2 separate regions of the Mus musculus genome follow, and region 2 is linked to region 1. Evidence: chromatin loops called from intact Hi-C (ENCODE). Cell type or tissue: left cerebral cortex. All regions are shown on one strand. Each heading gives the region's core, and the rest is flanking DNA. Links, peaks and the distances in the headings are about the cores only. Region 1 overlaps Gm32425 (a long non-coding RNA gene). Region 2 holds the start of Mrpl19 (mitochondrial ribosomal protein L19).

Evidence for each region. A loop is a pair of places that touch in the nucleus more often than their neighbours do. Peaks named below come from ENCODE experiments on the same cell type or tissue, not always from the same donor. Only the 100,000 strongest peaks of a DNase experiment are listed, where the experiment ranks them.
Region 2: it touches region 1 in a loop (4-fold over the local background); 25 of 42 quality-filtered maps call a loop at or near these places.

What each region holds. Positions count from the first base shown.
Region 1 is chr6:82,704,014-82,712,339 of GRCm38, reverse strand. Gm32425 (a long non-coding RNA gene) reads right to left here. Exons shown (of 3, transcript XR_377779.4): 3 at 6,057-6,213. Gm32534 (a long non-coding RNA gene) reads left to right here. Exons shown (of 3, transcript XR_377781.3): 3 at 1,162-1,559. Among named protein-coding and RNA genes, the nearest start is that of Gm32534, 6.8 kb to the left of the region's middle. In left cerebral cortex, for the core only: no CTCF peak of the experiment used is centred there; a DNase peak (open chromatin) is centred at 4,183.
Region 2 is chr6:81,960,683-81,969,008 of GRCm38, reverse strand. Mrpl19 (mitochondrial ribosomal protein L19) reads left to right here and starts at 3,060. Exons shown (of 5, transcript NM_026490.2): 1 at 3,060-3,302; 2 at 4,652-4,770; 3 at 4,941-5,075; 4 at 6,512-6,693; 5 at 6,847-8,326. The coding sequence starts at 3,082. The coding sequence ends at 7,068. In left cerebral cortex, for the core only: no CTCF peak of the experiment used is centred there; a DNase peak (open chromatin) is centred at 3,047; H3K4me3 peaks cover 1,166 bases; H3K27ac peaks cover 582 bases.

The DNA of each region.
Region 1 (8,326 bases), core at 14-8,013:
GCCCGAGGAGCCACATCACAGTCTATTGTATTTTCTTCCCTGATCTCATCACACACCTCTCCTCCCCTCAGCCTTCCCTGGGAACGCCACAAAGCACCTCAGAAGCCCAGTCCTGCTGTGGTGTGGCTCTATAAAGCCCCCAAAGGCTTGTTGAGTAAAGACTCAGCTCTCAAGTCACAGGGAATAAGAGATGGTTTATTCTTGAGCCAAATAAGAGTGACCATGGCCTAGGAACACAGATTCAGGTTTCCCCAGATGATGTTTTCCCACGAGGAAGTATTTCATGAAGTTTTAATAGTTTAGAGTAAAGAAAGTCATACATCAAGGTGGTTTTCTAATACATTGGTAGAAATACCAGGTAGGCTAGTGTATTAGTTACTTTGTTGCTGTTGCTATGATCAAAAGCCTGACCAGAAGCAGCTTCGGGGGGGTCAGGGGAGGAGCTCAAGCAGGAACTCAAGGCAGAAGCTGTGGGGAAACACTGCTTGCCAGCTTGCTCATGGGCTCTGGCTCAGCTAGCTTTCTTATACAGTCCAGCACTGTGTGCTTAGGGAATGGTGCTGCCCACAGTGAACTGGGCCCTCCTATATCAGTTAACAGCAGAGATGACCCCACAGACATGCACTAGCAGATGGAAGCCAAATGCTAAAACACATGTGTGTGTGTGTGTGTGTGTTGTGTGTATATTTCACATTCAAATCATAACAGCGGGCTTTAGAAAAGTGGGATGCTCTCTGGCATGGGTTACAGATGCTGTCTGATGGCATTCTTAGTGTTTGGGGTTGGTAGAAGTTAGTAGCTTATTACATTATTCCAAAGGCTCTTATCTGGTCACAAGGATCAGATACAGAATGGTCAATGCGTGCTTATTAAATGTATCCCAAGATAATTCAGCTCTAGACCTGCGACATTCCAACTATGTTTGAAAACATAGAGGGTTTTTTTTTTCTATTCATTCATTCATCCAGTCAGTCAGTCAGTCAGTCAGTCAGCTTTGTACAATTTTTTAAACTTTGGTGTGAGTTTTCTCTCCCTCGGAGATCTTCAGTTCATGTTTATGTGCTATAGGCTTGATCACCTGTGAGATGAGTGTTTGTTACAGGGTTGGAAACCCAGCACCTATCTTCTCTACTTGATCCTTACTCTGTCTTTGCTCCAAAGCACCCATTGGTTCAGCAAATCTTGGCTGAGAAACTCTTCAGGACTTCTGGTGAATAAAATGGATGCACTTCTGCTGGGTATCAATGAAGTGGACGCACTTCTGCTGGGCATCCTGGAGTGATGGAGACGACACAAAGCAAACTATGGAATAGCTGGTATTCTGGCTTCCTATCTGTTAGTGTGATAACACACTTGGACACATTGAGGTGGAAAGATTGATCGCAGTGTACAGGTTGCAGTCACCACTGAAGAAAGTCAGGACGAGAACTCAAGCAGGAACCTGAAGATGGTCTGCTTGGTATCCCACCCACACAGCCAAGGAAGCAATCAAAGACGGTTATGGTGCCTGCAGCTCCTCAATCCCTGTCCCTGGCCTGCTAAAGATGCCAGGATCTGGTCCTGGATGAAGATAAATTACAGGAGACCACGTCATCACCATATGTGTTGAATCCCAAGAGTTTCTGATGACATTAAAATTAATCTTGTAATTAGCCTCTGTTGCAGAATTACAGGGGTAGGGCTCATTATTCAGAAAATAGGCTAGTGGTTTAGAGGGAAAGAATAAACATTTATTTTGCTTTTGCTATGCATACTGTGCAGAAGGGAGAGAAACAGCTGACATCAGACATTTATCTTGACTGTGGTACCCCTGCCAATGAGTGAGAGGAGGGGAATGCAGTTTGCTGGTCACCACCATGATGTTTGGCAGTCTTACTGAGGTGATGGGCTCAGGCGGGGAGCAGAAAGAACCCTGCATTCGACAGAGACAAGCATACACAGTTCCCCCCGACAAGAAGCTACACCCCCACCAAGAGTCCAAAGACCATCTTGCAGATGACTTAGAGGAGGATGGGCTTGGCTCCAGGGAGCCACGGGACACATTCAGCTAAATCCAAGGCTAGGGGACACTTCATGAGAAAAGTTTATGAGGGTTTACAGTTCCTGAGGGATGAGAGCCCATCATGGCAGGGAGGCTCCACCCAAGGCAGCAGGCACAGCCCCTGGAGCAGAGGTGTGGGGTGCAGATCTTGAATTACAAGCAAGAGACGCAGAGAGAGAGAGCAGCCCAGAAGTAGGCAAGGATCTTTACACTCAAAGCCCACCATCCTTCCTCCATCAAGGCCGCACTTCCTAAACTCATCCAAACAATGCTGTCCGTAGGGGAGCAAGTCCTCAGACATTGGAGACTATGGGAGGCATTTAGCATGCAAGCCAACATGATCATCCTTGTCTATGCAGTGAGTTTGAGGGCAGCCTGGGTTGAGACTCTGTCTCAAAAACCCAGACAACCAAGATGGGACTTCTCTGTGTCACACGGGGAGGTAGGGGGTCCTTCCTGGGGACCTCCAGGTAGCTTGTTGCTGTGAGAGGGAAAAGCATTTTTGTCAGCGATGTAGGTTAGGTGCCCATGGTCCTGTGAGCAACCCTAAGGAAACTCACTGGGTCTAAAAACAGATATGAAAGTAGAACGAGGACCGTTATAAGAAGAAGGAGGATAATGGGGTGAGCATGATCAAAACATGCTATTTACATGTATGAAAATGTAAAATTGACATATGTGTGAAATGAGAACTTTATACATTACAGACTAAACTGTGAAGGTCCTCAAAACTGAAAAAGGGAGGAAGAAGAGGCAGAAAGGGGAGAGTGTCCCCAGGAAGTGAGAGGAAGAGAGGGGACAGTGTCTCCAGGAAGTGAGAGGAAGAAAGGGGACAGTGTCTCCAGGAAGTGAGAGGAAGAGAGGGGAGAGTGTCTCCAGGAAGTAAGAGGAAGAAAGGGGACAGTGTCTCCAGGAAGTGAGAGGAAGAGAGGGGACAGTGTCTCCAGGAAGTGAGAGGAAGAGAGGGGAGAGTGTCTCCAGGAAGTGAGAGGAAGAGAGGGGACAGTGTCTCTAGGAAGTGAGAGGAAGAGAGGGGACAGTGTCTCCAGGAAGTGAGAGGAAGAAAGGGGACAGTGTCTCCAGGAAGTGAGAGGAAGGAAGGGGAGAGTGTCTCCAAGAAGTGAGAGGAAGAGAGGGGACAGTGTCTCCAGGAAGTGAGAGGAAGAGAGGGGACAGTGTCTCCAGGAAGTGAGAGGAAGAAAGGGGACAGTGTCTCCAGGAAGTGAGAGGAAGGAAGGGGAGAGTGTCTCCAAGAAGTGAGAGGAAGAGAGGGGACAGTGTCTCCAGGAAGTGAGAGGAAGGGAGGGGACAGTGTCTCCAGGAAGTGAGAGGAAGAGAGGGGACAGTGTCTCTAGGAAGTGAGAGGAAGAGAGGGGACAGTGTCTCTAGGAAGTAAGAGGAAGAGAGGGGACAGTGTCTCCAGGAAGTGAGAGGAAGGAAGGGGACAGTGTCTCCAGGAAGTGAGAAGCAGAAAGGGGAGAGTGTCCCCATGAAGTGAGAGGAAGAGAGGGGAGAGTGTCCCCATGAAGTGAGAGGAAGAGAGGGGACAGTGTCTCCAGGAAGTGAGAGGAAGAGAGGGGAGAGTGTCTCCAGGAAGTGAGAGGAAGAAAGGGGAGAGTGTCTCCAGGAAGTGAGAGGCAGAAAGGGGAGAGTGTCCCCAGGAAGTGAGAGGAGAGAGAGTGGCACTCTGAGGTTACACTGGCACACGGGACAATGTGGCTCCCATGTCAAGTGCTGTAGGGTCAGATGTTCTCATGCTGAGAGCTGGTGCCTTTGACATGCGTGTGGGTTAGATCACTGGTCACCTGGACCAGAAATGTTTTAGGTAGTCCAGAGAAGAACCCCGAGAAGTGGGGTCTCTGGAAGACAGAGGAGAGAGGCTGTCTGTGGTCTCTTTAGCATTTGAAACATTGGTACAGCCTTGATGCCCTCATGGCCATTCTGGGAGTAGCAAGGGAAATGAGGTTAAGGCCCACTGGGTGTGGTGCTCAAGGACCCGCACAAGGCACTTGGTAAGGTCCATGCTGGCCCAGGACAAGTTCACACAAAATCACATTCTTGGGCAACTCTCACACTTTCTCAGCAAATTCCTCACCTCCTCTCACTGGCGGTCAGAAAGGCAATTCTGGTGCCATCAGGAGTGTGGGCCCGTGGTTCCCAACACCATCCTCACAGCTAAGGCTGTCAGTGACAGAGAACAGAATGATGGGCTGAGGCCAGGCACACAGGCACATGCTGGATTGACGGCTTGATGTTCAGAGAGGGCAGGCAGAAAAGAAGTGTGTGAGAGTTGGTGGGAACACCACAAAGTAGGCACAGCAGCTATCAGGCAAGAAACTCAGGAGAGAACAAAGCCTATAGGTCACCTCTGGGTGTGTGTGTGTCCTTGGCCTTTGTTTTGGTCCTAAGTGTAGTGATGCAAAGAGAAGGTGGAGAGCAATTGTGGCAGAATGGAGAGCATAAAATCAAAGTGTGCTTGAGACGGTTCGGGAGGAGAGAGAGTGTCTGGATAAAGAACCCTTCTGAGGAGAGCTGTGGAGCTGACAGGGAGAGGGAAGAACACATCAAGGAGGTATTTACTGGTGTGTGTGTGTGTGTGTGTGTGTGTGTGTGTGTGTGTGTGAGCGAGCGTGCATGTGTATGTAGGTACCTGTACATATGAATGAATGTGGAAGCCAGAGATGTTGGTTGTCTTTTCAGATACTGTCACCTGTGGGACCGTGAAAACGAGTGTAGTCCCCAGTTGCGCTAAGGCTAGAAGCCCTGGAGACCTTGAAGGACGGTGGGAGCTTTGCCTACTACACAGCTAACAGAGCTGCATGGCAGATGGCCACTGCCTCGAGCTCTCTGCTTCTTTTGACTGCCAACCCTAGACCAAGGTCTCTGTGGGCCAAAAAGCTAGATCCCCTCTTGCACTGGCTAGCGGGCTACCGAAACACAGATGGAGCACAGCTACTGTCTCTTTCCATCAGCACCGTGGGGCAAACCCCTGACCCTGGGATTAAGAGTCCTATGCTTTTTGGGTCCGCTCTGCCACAGGGCACGGCTGCTCAGATAGGTGTTGGGCTGTAGGGAAGCCCTGGGGCACTGCTCCGGGTTTGGGAAAGCACAGTCTGAGGTATGGGACAGCCAGAGCTGGCTTGTGAGTCCCCAGGCCTGTAAAGAGGGTGGTGGCCATCTGGTCCTCAGGCTCTTGGCCATCCAGGTGCCACTGGATGCTGAGGAAGCTGAGAACAAAGTGGGGGCCCGAGGGCTGGATCTAGCCCGGGGCCTTGGGGAGCTCCAGCTGGTGCCATGGGAAAGAGGCCTTGGCTGGACAGTAGAGGGCTTGAACTTGGCTTGGTGGCAGCTGTGGTTGGGACACAGAGAGGCTTTCTACGGGAGATTAGACAGAAGCTTTGTAGGCGAAGGCCATCTCCGTGGCTCCCCACCGATGGTTGTGTTGAAAAGAGGCAGTCCATGGTTTTAAGGCGTTTATTGTTATGGCAGAAAGTGATTGTGTAAAGTCGTACCCCACTTCTCCGGGTGGGCCTGAGATTAAATGCCTTTTGCAGGGAAGGATGTCTTGGAAGGAAAGCTTATCAGCTAAGCCCTTCAGCCTTTTAGGTACCTCATTAGAATGTCGATCTCTATCTTGAGCCTACGTGTCCTCCATGTGTGGAGGGGCTTACGTGACTGATGGCCACAAATCTGGGGTGTGGGAGCTGTGTCTAGTGACAGGGGCCTTGTGCCTGGGAGCAGGCAGAGCTCCTACCGTCCCTTCAGGGTCTCCGGGGCTTCTAGCCTTAGCTCAACCAGGAACCATGCTACCTTTCAGGGTCCCACAGTCACCTTACATTTGGAGACAGCTTTTTGATAATCATGGAGTCCACTAGTTCAGCTAGACTGGCTGGCCAGAGAACTGGAGGGATCCTCCTGCCCGTGCCACCCCTGTCCTGGGTTTGTGAGCACGTGCCACTGTGTGCACCTTTTTATGGACTCAGGTCCTCAAACTTGAACCACTTTGCCAACTGAGTCATCTTCCCAGATATTTATTTATTGTAGGACGGCAAAACTGTAGCACGTGCCACACATGTTTATGAGAATGATCCAGTAGATAGAAGAATGTTCATAAATACGAGACGTCCTGAGGGTTCATCTCGATTGTCAGCCTGAGTAGATTTGGAAGTCACCTAGGAGATACAGCATCAGGTAAGTCTAGGAAAGAGTTTCTAAAGAGAACTAACCAAGGAGGGAAGGCCTATGCTGCATGTGGGCAGCATCCTTCCACGGACTGGGGTTCCAAACTGAATGAAAAGGAAGAAGCGAACTGAGGACCAGCATCCGTCTTGCCCAGCTTCCTACTGCAGATGCAACATGGCCACCTCACACTCCTGTCACTGTGCCTTCTCAGCACGGTGGATGGTGCCCTGCAAGCACAAGCCCAGATAAACTCTCCTATCCTTAAGCCAGTTCTGTCAGGTGGTCTCACAGCCATGAGAAAAGCCGAAAGGGACTAGCTAAGGAAACCATGCCCTCCAGTGATCCAGGTCAAGGTGCAGGGCATATATGGAGAACCACAGCTCTTTTTCCCAGCAAGCAGAGTTATGAGAAGAAACGTCCTTGGCCCACTAGGACCCCGTGATCCTGGGTAGGAGGGGGATTATGGAAGGTGCAGATATTTCTCAGGTCCCAAAATTTATTAATTCAATAATAATCTTGTCAAACTGGGACTAGTGACACAGCCCTGTAGCCCCTAGTCTACCTATGCTACTGAGTGAATAAAGCTAGCCTCAACACAACTCCTGTCTTAAACTATCTTTAAACAAAGGGGGTGGGGTGGTGGTGGAGAGTACAGCTCAATGGCAGTGTGCTCCCCCTGCATGGCGAGGACTTCCTGTTTGCTCTCCAGCACTGCAAGACAATAAAACACTCTCCACAGTAGTGAAGCAGCCTTTTCTGCATCAAGTCACAGGGGCTGCTGACCAATACGGGCTTCCCTTTAGTCAGGTTCACCTCACTGCTGAGCGGTTCTGCTTTGTCCTGCAAAGGGCGCCTGCATGGCTCCTGGCTGACCAGACTCGAACTGAGTAGAGTCTGGTGGGAATTTGATGACCGCCTGTTCCAAAGTTGGCAGGTAAGTGACTGACTTAGGTTGTACTGTCCCTTGCTAAGACGGGGCTAATAGTTTCTTATTTCCTGACCCATTTAGAGTATTAAAGTAATAGTGGATGGTTCTAGTGTGGAGGTGCGTGCCTGTCATTCCAGCTTTTGGGAAGTGGAGGCAGGAGAACTGGGAATTCAAAGTAGGCCTTAGCAGTTACGTACTAAGTTCCAGGACAGCCTGGGTATTGGCTGGTTTTGTGTGCCAACTTGACACAAGCCAGAGTCATCAGAGGAAGGAGCCTTCGTTGGGTAAATGCCTCTATGAGATCCAGCTGTAAGGCATTTTCTCATTAGTGATCAATGAGGGGAGGGCCCAGCGCATTGCCGGGGATGCCATCTTGTGGCTTGTGGTCCTGGGTTCTATAAGAAGGTAGGCTTCAGAAGCCTGGGGAAGCAAGTCAGCAAGCAGCACCCCTCCAAGGCTTCTGCATCGGCCCCTGCCTCCAGGTTCCAGCCCTGCTTGAGTTCCTGTCCTGACTTCCTCCAATGATGGACTGTGATCTGGAAGTGTAGGACAAGTAAACCCGTTCCTTCCCAACTTGCTTTTGGTCATGGTGTTTTGTTGCAGCAATAGAAACCCTGACTAAGTCCACCCGGCTTCATAAGACATTGCTTCAAAAACAGCAAGGGCAAAAAAAATTAATCAGGATTGGTGACACTCGAGAGGCAGAGGCAGGAGAATCTCTGTGAATGAGTTCAGCCTGGTCTATACAGTGAGTTGTGGGCCAGCCAGGGACACACAGAGGGACCCTGTCTCAAAATTAAATAAATAAAGTGGGTGTCTGGGTCTCCCTTCTCCTGGGGGAAGCAGAGTCAACAGGCAGGTTTGGAAGAGCCTGTGAGTACAACAGAAATAGCAGACTTATCTCCGGGATCAGCTTCAGGGAGACAGATCAACTTTTCTTGGGTTGTATAGTTTTGGGGAAGGTTGTAGGAATATCGAGGGTGGGCAAAGGTCATTGGCTGAAGGATAAGGAACTGAGACGCCTCATTAGCATGGAGAGGCTTTTGGGGGATTTCAGGTGCTTGCTGAATGGGTTCTGTGGTGGAAGAAAGGCAGCTGAAACTGTGAGCTAATCAAGGCTACGAATGTGACAAACCTTTGGTAGAGGGTGGGGGCTCTGAACTCCTCAGACAAGG
Region 2 (8,326 bases), core at 41-8,040, 740 kb after region 1:
CTGAACAAGGTCAGCAGACTGAACCAGGCCCTGAGAGGAGGGGTCGGGGTTCAAGAGGAAAGAGATGTGGATGAGTGGACCAAAAGAGACCCAGGAGCGGAGCCAGCCGGGAGCCGGGAGAGAAGCAATGGCTAAGGCAGGGTCCAGCGGCTCCGTGAATGGAATCCCAGTTGCTGGGCTGCAGAGGTTTAGGGTAGTGGGCAGGGTGAGAAGTGTTCTTTGATTTTTTTCCTCCATGAAGTTGTTTAGTGCAATAATTAAAACGACAACTAACTTTTAATACAAAAATGAGGGTAAAGTGGCCTGGCAGCATTTGGTTGGCAGAAATATGGGAAGAAACGATGAAATAAAGGTCTTTTAAAATGTATTTATGTGTATGTGTTGGAAGGAGCCAGAAGAGGATGTCAGACCCTCTGTTAGGCCACCACATTCAGTTCTGGGAGCTGAACCTATGTCCTCTGCAAGAACAGTCAGTGTTCTTAATCATTTAGCGGTCTCGCTGGTTCCTGAGGTAAGTAGTTTTGAATTCTCTCTTCTGCTGCTGTTTGCAGTGAGGAGAGCTGGAGGTAACTAAATACAGCATGACCAATGTCAGGCCGGTGTCGTAAACTGCAGTGATCTAGAGAAGAGGAGGGAGGCCTGGAGCAGGGTCAAAGAGGAAGAGGATGAAGCACGAGGATTCGTGTGCTGTTGGACAGCTCTAGGTTAGCTTTAAGAACACTTTGCCCAGAGGCCGGGAGGAAACAGTCCTGGCACTGAGAGTTGGGCTGGAGCTATGGGGATGACCACGGAGGTCCCTGGAACAGCCCACGCTGGAGAAGCTGGAGGTGCCTAAGATGGATGAGTTCTGTATGTTCATGCTGACTCCGAGGTAGCAGTGGTGCGTTAATCCAGACTGATGATCACACCGTACATGTATTAAATAGTTCTAGCAACTTGCCATCTCTGAGAGTATGAGCCAGCTAGCCAGCCAGCCAGCCTGCCTGCCCTCCCTCCCTCCCTTCTTTCCTTCCTTCCTTTTCTTTTTGGTATTGGTGATGATGTACTCGAATCCACAATCTTTGTACATGTCAGACATGTGCTGTACCACTAAGCCTCACCTCCAGCAATAGCTGCCCTCAAATCTCAAATTCTTTAATTTTTTTCAAACAATTTCTCTCTCTGTCTCTCTGTCTCTGTCTCTGTCTCTGTCTCTGTCTCTCTCTCTCTGTGTGTGTGTGTGTGTGTGTGTGTGTGTGTGTGCTTGCAGGAGTCTATGTGCAGGACATATGTCCTGTTACCCAAGGACACCCAGTGTACATTAGTTTCCCTGGACCTGGAACTACAAACAGCTGGGAGCCGCCTGGTGTGGGTGCTGGGAACTGCTACAAGAGCTGTAAGTGTTCTTACACGGAGCTGTCTCCCAAGCCCCTCTCAACTCAAGAAGGTTTGAAATGGACCCCTTTTAGCTTGTATGCCTCCCAACTGCCCGAGGCAAACTCAGTTTTAGTTCTGGAAAAGGGAATGTTCTCAGTGAGCTCAAGGACTCCGTGGGGGCTATTTGTTAAGAGTGATGGCTTTTCTCTTTATGCTTTGTCCTAGTTAAGGTTTTGTTGATGAAATGAAATATCATGACCAAAGCAAGTTGAGGAAGAAAGGTTGCATTTGATTTACACTTCCATAACACTGGATCTCACTGATGGAAGTCAGAACAGAAACTCAAACAAGGAAGGAACATGGAGGCAGGAGCTGATGCAGAGGCTATGAAGGAATGCTGCTTACTGGCTTGCTCCTCATAGCTTGCTCAGCCTGCTTTCTTATAGAATCTAGAAACACCAGTCCAGGGATGGCACCACCCACAATGGGCTGGACCCTCCCCCATCAATCACTAACTTAAAAAAATGTCCTACAGGCCACCTACAGACCTATCTTATGGAGACATTTTCTCAGTTGGGGGTACTCTCCTCTCTGATGACTCTAACTTTTGACAAAACAGCTAGCATTTATTATTCTGTTTGGAGCCTGTGAGAGCCAGGTAGTGCTGGTTAGTAAGACAGAAGTTAAGCAAAAGAAGATACTCATTGCTCCCCACGGAATTCATAACAACGAACTAAATACCAATAATCAAACAAGAGGCAAACGAAAATTTCCTAAAAGAAGCAACGTTCTACAAGACTGATTAACTAATTAAAACGTGAGTGACTTGAAGCATTGTGGTGCTGCAGATCCAGAGCCCAACTATCTTGGCCCATTAGTCCCTCAAATGGTAATTTATTCCCAACTTACTTGTGAACCAACGGCCTTGTTATTATTAAGGGACTACATTCAGCAACCGCCTCACTTCCATCAACCTGAAGGCTAAGAAGGCCATCAGCGCAACTGAGGCATACAGCAGAGACATCTCCATTTTGATATAGCATTCCTAAATGGGTGTACCTGCCAATGTGTTTAAGGAATGGCTTTCTTGCTCTGATACTATGGAATGCCATGGAATTGTTACATGTAATTGGAACATGGATTTGTGGTGACCTAAATCTTGTGTTCTGAGCCCCTCATTAATACTTGACTCTAGAATAAACTATCTCTTTTGCCCTTTAGGTGACAGTTGTGTTTTTCATGTAGGCACAAGCAAATAAAAGGTGGAACTGAGGAGGCTGGAGAGGGTGGCTCTGCAGTTAGGAACACGTAATTTTTCAGAGGACCCATGTTCAATTTCCAGCATCCACATAGGGTCCCTTGCCACTGCCTGTAACTCCAGCTCCAGGGGATCATATGTCCTTCATGGGCACCTGCAATCACACTCACACACACACACACACACACACACACACACACACACACACTCCACGCACTTCATAGTCACTCACTAAATGCAAATGAGATCACAGTACTTAGTGAAATGTACAAACTTGCTAACCCTGTAGAGAAGTGTAACTTTGCAAATTATGGAGAAGAGGAAAATTATATACATTTACAGGTATAACTCCCTCAAACAAGCGGCGGTACACCGGGAAGCAAGTTTAGTCCCATAGGAGCCACCGTCCGGCCACACCCCATCGCACTGACTTCTGGGAGTTGTAGTCCTTCATTGAGGGTGTAGACATGGCGGCCTCCATGGCAGAAAGTTGTAGGGCGTCCCTGTACCTGGCCCGGAGCGTCCGAATGGCCAGGCCACGGCTTGCTGCCTTCGCATCTGATGCCTGCCGTGTCTGCACGGGCCCAAGCCGATTTCAGAGCACCGGGCCTTCAGAGCCCGGTGGGTTCAAGCCACCGCCGAAACCTGTCATCGTGGACCGGCGCCGAGTCCCGGAAGACGAGAGAAGGTGAGGCGGCCGAGGCCGCGTGGGAGTGCGCACACTTTGATACCCGCTTTATAGCTGGGCTGCACGAAATCGGGTTCCGGGTCTGCCCCTCTCTAGATCACGAAAGACGCAGGCTTGGACTCCCTTCCCTCAGTTTGTCCTAAAATCCACCACGGTGAGCCTTGGCCAACAGATTCTATCCAGGAGGAAGGGTTTGGGGAGGTCAGATCGGCTCAGGCACGTGGATCCAGCACACTCTTTTTCGTCTTACCTACATAAATGCATCTTCAGAAGCTTAACAGTATGGACCCGCAGGGTGGTTCGGTTGTGAAAGTTGCAACCTGTACACCCAAATCCATGCCTAGAACCCATAGAGAAAAGAGAGACCGTACTCCAAAGTTTGCCTTCAAATCCCCACATGAATGTTATGCTGGGCGCTCCAACCACAATACACAATAATTTGTGGGTGTGTATCAGGCTGGCCTTGAACTCAAAAAAGATCTGCCTGCTTTTGCCTCCTAAATGTTAGGATCAAAGGTGGGAATCCCTATGCTCGGTGGAAGATTTCTTTTAAAGTCAGTTTGCAGCTGGTGATTTGTATATATTTTCTCCATATTTATAGCTCAGTGGGAGACTTGTGCTCATTTGCAGACTGAGAGAAATGCAGCGTATTAACTGTGACAAAATTGTAACAAATAGTAATTATGTCAGCGGTTCATCACCTTTACGCTCCAGTTGTGCTTTGTTTTTTTTTTTTTTAAGTAAGATGACAATAAAACATCTAACTGGTCTCAGGATTAATTTATGCTACTATGGGTCAGCTTGCCTGTGTGGTGACAAACACCAGAGACAGCCAGCCTAAAGGGAACAAATTCGTTTGGCTCAGGGTTTGGACAGTTGTAGTTAATTTTGCTTGGTCCTGGCCCTGTCACTTGGGCCCTGCAGTGACACAGTATAGCGTGGCAGGAAGCATTAGCTAGGTAAAAGCAAAGGGAGAAACAGAAAGGGGCCGGGGTCTGTGCCTTGCCTTCAAGGTTAGATGCCCAGTGACATGTTTCCTGTACCGGACTGAAACTCTTTAAGGCTTTCTAAGCCCCAGTAGCTGCCCAGGATGACAGCTAAACAAACCCTTAGCACAAATGCCTTCTTGGACAATAAGGTCCAGACCTTGAGGGCTACTTGATGTATGATAACCATTTAAACACAATGCCTGGTGCGTTCTCAGGAGTGAGCATTAACAATGGTTTTGGAAACCATGGTTTTAGAAATAACATTGCAATCCATATTGAAAGAATAAAATACATCTACATTATACCCATTGTTTTTCTTATGCTGGCCTAAATCACCTTTCATTTTTAATTTTTTTATAGGTTCCTGAGTCCTGAATTCATCCCTCCCAGGGGGAGAACAAACCCTCTGAAATTTAAGATAGAAAGAAAAGATATGCTAGACAGGAGAAAGGTGCTTCCGATTCCAGAGTTCTATGTTGGTGAGTAACGGTGTCTGGCAGCAGGTGTTGGGCGCTAGTTTTCATTGCCTTCAGATTATTGTTCAGATGTCTGGGTTTTGCTGTTATTTATTTCTGACATACTAAGATATAAACCTTATTTGTTCATTCCTGCATCTGTGTCAGAGCTTGCTTCTCTTCTGACTCTGTAGGAAGCATACTTCGAGTCACCACAGCCGACCCCTATGCCAGTGGAAAAACCAGCCAGTTCCTGGGGATTTGCATCAAGCGATCAGGGAATGGGCTCGGGGCTACTTTCACCCTCAGGAACACGATTGAAGGACAAGGTATGTTTCTTCTTGAGCATCCAGAGAGTGAAACTGGGATTTCCCCAAGAGATAATGTGTGCTTTGCCTTGGATACAGATTAGTATTCACTGTTTAACGTGCATTGTTTAGTTTCTTTTGAGGGCTTCTTTTATTATAGGGCAACACCCATTAGGACTAGACTGGCCTGGGCATGGTGACATGTCTGCTATCCTAGCATAGGGATGTCCTGAGGCAGAAACTACATAGTGAGACCTTGCCTAAACAAACATGGTTATTTTCAAGTATGGAGACAGTGTATAAAGCAGTGAAGAGAGATTCCTTTTGTTTTTGCTAGTAGTGTTTTTAAAACGGGATGGTCCATATAGGCCATGGGTGGCCAGGAACTTGCTATATAGAGCTGACTGACTTCAAACTTGAAATATCCTCAAATCTCGGCCTCCTGAGGACAGGGATTAGAGGATTAGAGATGTGAGCTGTCACATTTAGCAGGATCACCCCTTTCTGAGCAAATACCCCGAAGTCCACTGGGACTCCTAAAATGAAGGTCTCTACTTTATGTTGTGACATGTTATAACCTGTTATGACAGGTTATGGTGTCAGAAGCAGTCACACATGCCATGACTGACACAGCAGAACAAATGGTAAAGTTCTAGAAAGGAGAATTGAAACGGCAAGTAAGAGTGTTTATTCTTCTGGGTGCACTTTGGGGTTCTGACCAGTGAGCTACCATGAGAGCAGGTCTTGAAGGTGAATCTTGGAGGGTCACATTCATAACGGCAGCTTGCTTACCACGTTACTGTTTGTGCCAGGAGGGCCTCTCCCTGGCATACTAGTGCAATCTTTGTTGTTATGATGAAACACTATGTCCAAAAGCAACTCGGAGGGTGAGAGTCTGCATGTCCGTTTATTGCTCTAAAAAGGGAAATCACCTGACACTCATTGCCTTTCTGTAGCCAGTGCAGTTCGAGTTTATTTCAGCTTACACATCTTCAGGTCAGTTTCAAGAGAGACAGAAACATGGCAGAGTGCTGCTTGCTGGTTCACTCGTGGGCTCTGTCAGCCACCTCGTCATCCAGCCTAGGACCACCTGCCCAGGGATGGTACCTCCCACAAGGGACTGGGCCCTTTATATCAATTGGCCCTACAGACATACCCACAGGCCAGTCCGGTCTACACAGTTCTCCAGCCGAGGCTTTCTCTTCCCAGGGTAATGTATGTTGAAGAGGTGGGGGTGATGTATTTATAGACGTCTTACACCACATCATTCAATTTCTCACTTTTCAATTCAAATGGGATTTAGTTTGTTTTGCTTTGATAATCTTGATCTTTTAAAAATGACATGTGTTTGCTCAGTTCCCACTTGCTAGCTTCTTTATACTGTACGGTAAAGTATTGCGGGAGTCTGGACTTAATGTGGTGAGTCCATGGCTTGAAGCAGCCTGTTCCCTTTCTAGGTGTGGAGATTTGCTTTGAACTGTATAATCCTCGAATCCAGGAGATCCAGGTGGTGAAGTTGGAGAAGCGGCTGGATGACAACCTGCTGTACTTACGGGACGCCCTTCCCGAGTACAGCACCTTTGACGTGAACATGAAGCCGGTCCCACAGGAGGCCTGCCAGGAAGTGCCTGTTAACAAGGTAGATGCTGTGCATTTGTTCAGGGGCAAGTAAGAGAGAAGCGCCTGCAGAAGACCTGGGGGCGGGGGAGGGGGCGGGGGTGGGGGCGGGGGTGGGGGGAAGACTTTTGTGTGCACCTCACCAGCCCACAATTCCTGTTTTTGTTTTGCTAAGCTGAAAGTTAAAATGAAGCCAAAGCCGTGGTCCAAACGCTGGGAACGTCCAAACTTCAACATTAAGGGAATCAGATTTGACCTTGCTTTAACTGAAGAGCAAATGAAGGAAGCCCAGAAGTGGAACAAGCCATGGATTGAGTTTGATATGATGAGAGAATATGACACTTCAAAAATTGAAGCTGCATTGTGGGAAGAAATAGAAGCATCGAAGAAGTCTTGATCCTGGGACTAGTGAATGGCTCAACAGGTAAACATGCCTGTTGGCTCAGGCCTGATGCCCTGAACTTGACTCTGGAACCCAGGGCGGAAGGCGAGTAACAACTCCTAAAAGTTGCCCTTTGGCTTCTACTGCACATCCTTGCGTATGTGTACTGCAATTACACACACACTTAAAAGTATCTTTCTGCCGGGTGTGGTGGCGCATGCCTTTAATCCCAGCACTCGGGAGGCAGAGGCAGGCGGATTTCTGAGTTCGAGGCCAGCCTGGTCTACAAAGTGAGGTCCAGGACAGCCAGGGCTATACAGAGAAACCCTGTCTTGACAAACCAAAAAAAAAAAAAAAAAAAAAAAAAAAAGTATCTTTCTTTTAAGCCCTTGTTCTGAGAATGCCTTTGGTTAATGTATTAGCTCTTTGGTTTGAAAGCCATTAAGTTTGCTTTGTAAGGACATAGTGATTAAATGAGCATTCCTCACTTTTCGGTACCTAGCATAAAGTCTGCATGTCAGTTTATTGCTCTCAAAAGAGCAATCACCTGACAGTCATTCCCTTTCTATAGCCAGTGAAGTTAGCATCACCAGAATAAGATGAACTGGGATCTGAGCAAGAGGAGTAGGGAAAAAACCATAAACACACAACAGTGTGCAAGTTAAAATGTAAGAATAGGAGCTGTAGAGGTGGCTCAGTAGTTCAGAGCACTTGCTACTCTTGCAGAGGCCCTACGTTTAGTTCCTAGCACCCAGGCCTGTATGTGTGTACATGGTTCCAGAGACCAGGAAGTATCAGACTGCCTGGAACTGGAGTTACAGCTGCTTATGACACAGGTGGTAGTTTGAATATGCTTGGCCCATATGGAGTGGTACTGTTAGGAAGTGTGGCCGTGTTGGATGAAGTATGTCACGGTGGGGGTGGGCTTTGCGGTCTCATGTTCAAGTGTGGTCAGCGTCAGACTCTCCTAGCTGTAGTTGGATCAAGATGCAGAACTCTCAGCCGTGTGTCTGCCTGGACACTTCCATGATGTTAATGGACTGAAGCTCTGATACTGTTAAGCCAGCCCTAATTCAATGTTGTCCCTTATGAGAGTTGCCTTAGTCGTGGTGTCTCGTCACAGCAATGAAACCCCAGCTAACACAACCCACCTGATAATCTCTCCATTGTTAAATGTCTAGTTTTGACAGGCTCATTAGCTGGTAGAAAAGGGTCCTGTTTTGCTACATGGCAGTTTTAAGAAGAATGTGGGAATCTGAGTTGTTGTATTCTG